Regions from separate parts of the Mus musculus genome. Here region 2 is linked to region 1. The links are chromatin loops, found by intact Hi-C in ENCODE. Cell type or tissue: heart. All regions are shown on one strand.

Region 1 (2,500 bases):
GAAAAGCAGGGGGTGCTGCTTAAGTAGAAAGGAGGAGCAGACAGCACCCCCATCCCCACCTCCATGTTAACAGCAGGGCACACCCATGAACCCCAAGGCTGTTGGCCTCTGCCAAAGCCTGACCTAGCCACAGCTGGAGGAGCTTTTAATTGAACATTGGATTTCTGTCTGCCCTGGCAACCTTCCCACATCGATGTTGGGATATTTCTGGGACGTTTAGGACACAAGCCTTTTAAAGAGGAGGTACCCAACACTAGTCAGGTGACTCCTAGGAGCCGAGTCTTTCAACTGCGGGTTTCCAAGCATGGGGCTATTTTTACATATCTGAGTGAAGGCCTATTAATTGCTGCACAAGCACTTCTAGGGAAGTTCATGTTTCCTGGAGGCCAACTGTTAACTCAAGCAATGCCAAGGCTTCTCAACGGGGCGCTGGGAGTGGGGGTTGGGAAACTTTGTGGTTTGCTAAGGAGAGACTGAAAAAAAAAAAAAAACCCACTCACTTTCCCTAAAGGGTTAATGGCTGCAGACAAGACAGCCATATTAAGTTATACCCGGCCAAGGGTGAGCAGTGGGTGAGCAACGCAGGCAAGCAAAAGAAAAAAAAAATGTAGAAAGGGGAAGATAGGAAAAAAAAAACCGCAAGCATATACACCCTCTCCCACATCTCCCAGCCCACCCCCACCCTCCGGCAGAACATTATATGTACAGGCCACAGATTGGAGTGAAGTTAAATTTGGCTCACAGGAATACAGGAAAGAAAGAAAACAGATCAAGTTACACAGAATCCTATTCAGATTTGGGCTTGGGCCTCAGCACACAATGCCTAGCTAAAGAGAACAAGGCCACGGTGTGTTGTGGAAAGCTCCACGCCCACGAGCTCTCCTTTCCCTGTAGTCATCTGCTGGCCCAGCCCTGGGCTGCAGGCTAATTCCCTGCTCTGCAGGTGGAGACGGGATAAAACAAACCAAAATGGTGTAATGGACTGCAGGAAACCCTTCTTTCAGAACTTGATCAGCCTCCAGAAAGGAAACACGCATGGACTTTTCTCCCGACAGCAATCTGTTTTCTTAGGGTGCAGCGAGCAAGAGGCCTGGTGGCCAGGGTAAATAAAACAGCCAGTGGCAGGACTTTTGGCAGGCTGGGTTGCACAGGAAATTTGAAAAGACCGCTTCCTACACTCTGATTCCAATCAAAAGTGAGCTGTCAATCTTGCAGGACGGAGGCACTTGAAAAGCACAAGCCAGGAAAGAGACGCTGCGGGGTGGAAACCCGAGTGGCAGGTGTGTGCCTGGAACCCTCTCCGGCTCCCTCGGGCTGGGTCACCTGGCTCGAACCCAGTCCCAGAAGCCGGATTCTCCAAGTCTTCCAACTGGAGCCAAACAGGACTGCTGGATCGAAACTCTAGGTGGATTTTGGCTTCTCCTTTGAGCAGCTGGGCAGGCTAAGTGGCCCCTGCATGTAAAGCCAGCTATGAGATGGTCAGGTATGTGTTAAACAGGAGAGATTAGACCCTGTCCCTTGAGCAGACAGAGAGGAGAGAGGAGAGAGTCCCGCCAGTGCTCCCCGGGGAAAGTCTCACAATGACCTAAGAATCACCCCCCCCATACTGCTGCGGAGTAGGGTCTTTACAAAGCTATCCTATCCTATACTATTTGAGTTTCTCCTGACTCTAGGTGGGCTGGGCAGGGAGAACACAGACCTCATTGTACAGTGAAGAAGGAAGATGCCTAGCAAGGTTTCTCTTTGCCTCAGAGAATATGGCCTACCATCTGAACAGACATATGCCAGGCCAGGCTGGGTGGTCCAGGATCCTCAGACCTGGGTGTACGTGACAGTCACCAGCCTTCATCATCTGGTGTCACCTACTCTCCTTAAGAGCGTTGCCCTAGGGGCTAGAGGAAGGACTTAGCAGTCAAGAACACTGGATGATCCAGAAGACCCAGGTTCAATTCCCAGCATCCACGTGGCTCCTCATGACTTTGGGAATTCCAGTTCCAGAGGAGCCAATGGCATTTTCTGGCCTCTGCAGGCACCAGAGATGCATGTGGTACCCAGACATACATGCAGGCAAGATATGCACACACATAAAACATTTTAAATTAAAAACCCAGTAAAGACTCCTCTCAGCTGGAGCTCAGTAGTGGAGTGGGCACCTAGTGTCCTTAGTTCTCAGTGGGCTCTGCCGTGATGGGAGCCCAGCCAGCCTCTGGCTCAGAGCGACCCAAGGCCGAGTCAAGGAGAGACCCCATGCAAGTCATCCCTTTCACCTGTGGGTCTGTAGCTCCTCAAACCTAAGTGGAAAGAAAAAGTCACTGTGGGAAGTGTGTTCCCCAGTATTCTGCTTTGCCTTCCACTGCCCTGATAAAACAGTTTGGACAGGAAAGAGTTTGTTTGGCTTATAGTTTATAGTCCATCATTAAGGGAAGCCAAGGCAGGAACCTAGAGAGAAAACTGAGAGGACTCTGTGTGTGTGTGTGTCTGTGTGTGTGTGTGTGTCTGT
Region 2 (2,500 bases), 55 kb before region 1:
GGGCACATATAGGGGGAAAGCAAGGCCAAGCTGGTGCTGCCAAGGAAGCTACAGATGTGCACAGTAGGATGGCCTAACGGAGAGGGAGGGAGGGGGAGGGGAGAGGGAGAGGGAGAGAGAGGGGAGTGGGAGAGGATGCATTTATTCTATTTGGAAGGATAGAGCCAAGAAGCAGTTCAGGACTATGATGGCCAAGCTCAGGCTTTGAAGTGGGCCATCCCCTGGGCTCCTGCATCTAGAGGATTGAATGGTCTGTGTCAAAGGGCACAGGTGGCCTCTTAAAGAAACCCAACCCCAGCAGCAGCAGCTGCTCAGTGAGAATGCCTGATGGAGCTAGAGTCTAGATTCTCAGCCAAGCAGCCATCCCTGTCTTCAACTCAACAGGTAGGGAGGGCGGAGGCTGGGGAAAGCTGCCTGGTGACAGTGGCCCCAGGCGATAGGACTTGAGGAATGGACGGAAGGACAAGCAGTAGGAGTTTGGGCAAGGGCTCTCCCAGAGAACAGGCCTTATACAATCGTATCTGCCTGGTGCTTATTACAATAACCAATCTAAAAACCGGGGCTTAATTCAGGAATGTGAGTCCCTCTCCCTCCCCCTCCCTCTCCCATCCCCCTCCCTCCCTCTCCGTTAGGCCATTCTACCGTGCACATCTGTAGCTTCCTTGGCAGCACCAGCTTGGCCTTGCTTTCCCCCTTTATGTGCCCTTCTATTCTAGAGATAGCAAAGCATCTCCAGACAGGTGGTTCAAGGCCTAGTGGGAGGACAAAGGAGAGCTACTCACACGCTCAGAGAACAACGTGATACGGAAGGCTGTACAAAAGATACGTAAGCAGGTGAATAAACCACAGCAGGACAGACCCTTGCATGTCCTGGTAGCTAGAGAGATGTAACGTCTTCATTCATGAGAATGGTGCCTTGTTCATCTACAACCATACTCACACGTTGTCTTCTTTCCTCCCTCCTTCCCTCATCACCGCCCTTCCCCCCCTTTCATGTGTCTTTATAAGTTTACTTCGTATTCAGGATTTTTGAACACGACAGGCTTGTTTTGAGCGAGCAGCAAACACAAGTCCAGCTGTGAGAGGGAAGGGCAATATGGCCCCCTCAGCCAGAGCCCCAGGAAAAGCTACAATGACACAGCCCATCAGAGGCTGGCCCCAGCCTCCCGCTGATGACCTCATTACTCCACATCTGGGAATGGCGCCAAGAGGCAGCCCAGCTTGCCAGAACATAGACTCCTGCAGAGGGCTTCAGACTCTGAGGCCCCAGGGGACCTACTAAGTCCAGCGCCCTGAGAAGCCTGCCATCTCCATCTCCCTCCCACACTGGCTAGTCACCCAGCCTCATCTCTCAAGCCAGGAAGGTAGGGACCAGGGGGATCCACACACAGATATCCCAAGGCCCACCACCGCAGAGTACAGTGTTGAGGACCAATATGCTTGAGGGAGTTGGCCCCTCTACACATGCAGATTCTCTGATGAGGTATTTATAATAGTCTCTCCACAGTGCCCATGAGGGAAGACACGGTAGACTGGGATCCTCATGGTGGGGCAGAAGCTGAGTTGCTCTGAACAGAACTGGAAATAATGAGACCAATTTCTCCTACAAACAGTCACTGAAAACCCACGGGCAGGCACCATCCTCCACCCGTGGTCCCACGAAGTGTGTGGACACAAACGCTTCTGTGGCATGTCTCGAGGTCTGCTGTGGTCCCCAATGGAGAAGAATGAATTTACATCCATGGAGCTAATCCAATAGAGGAAACAATGTGGCGCTAGGCTGTGGAAGGCCACGTATCGCGTGGCAGCGTGGGCTAAACACTTGATTGGCACCAGGGCCCCACCTTCTCCCACTACTTGGTATTCATCATTCATCGGCTCTTGCTGGGAGCCTTTCCCGGGCTCCTCATCTCCCCGAGGGATTACTGTCCACACTGGCACAGGCACCCAGCTCATGTCCCTCTGTCTTTGCCAGCACAATCTGGTGCCTGATACAACTTCCCGTCACACTGGATGGTTTAGAAATAACTACTTTATTCTTAGGATTAGCATGTCTTCTCCCATTTCTGTTGCTATGACTTTAACGGAGCGTTGTGTGGTAATTCGATACACAAGTAAAACACATGAAGAAGATATCAGGAAGCTTGGCTCCTCTACTTCAAAAACTTCTTAAGTTTATTTTGATTAACACGTAACATTTGAACATGTTATGGGGTAGATTGTGGCATATCATAATTTTTGGCTGCCCTGGAACACTCTGTGTAGACCAGGCTGCCCTGGAACACTCTGTGTAGACCAGGCTGGCCCAGAACTCACAGAGAACCTGACTGCTTCTGTCCCCTGAACACTAGGATAAAGGAGTGTGCTGCCACACAAGCTCAACTAAGCGTGTCCCGCTTTCTATTTCCTGAGGAGACTCAGTCCAAACTCCCATCTCATTTGAAACAAATCTGCATTGTGTTAAGACTTGGAAGGCTCAAACAATCTTTCTCATGTACAC

Evidence for each region. Hi-C counts contacts between places; a loop is a spot of excess contacts. Peaks named below come from ENCODE experiments on the same cell type or tissue, not always from the same donor. Only the 100,000 strongest peaks of a DNase experiment are listed, where the experiment ranks them.
Region 2: it touches region 1 in a loop (2.1-fold over the local background); 4 of 42 quality-filtered maps call a loop at or near these places.

Annotation. Positions count from the first base shown.
Region 1 is chr2:128,339,017-128,341,516 of GRCm38, forward strand. The region is part of intron 1 of Morrbid (myeloid RNA regulator of BCL2L11 induced cell death); the gene reads right to left. Among named protein-coding and RNA genes, the nearest start is that of Gm14010, 82 kb to the right of the region's middle. In heart, a CTCF peak has its summit at 1,058; DNase peaks (open chromatin) are centred at 285, 1,115 and 1,255; H3K27ac peaks cover 1,697 bases.
Region 2 is chr2:128,283,804-128,286,303 of GRCm38, forward strand. No RefSeq gene overlaps it. Among named protein-coding and RNA genes, the nearest start is that of Gm14009, 120 kb to the left of the region's middle. In heart, a CTCF peak has its summit at 1,239; DNase peaks (open chromatin) are centred at 1,198 and 1,738; H3K27ac peaks cover 324 bases.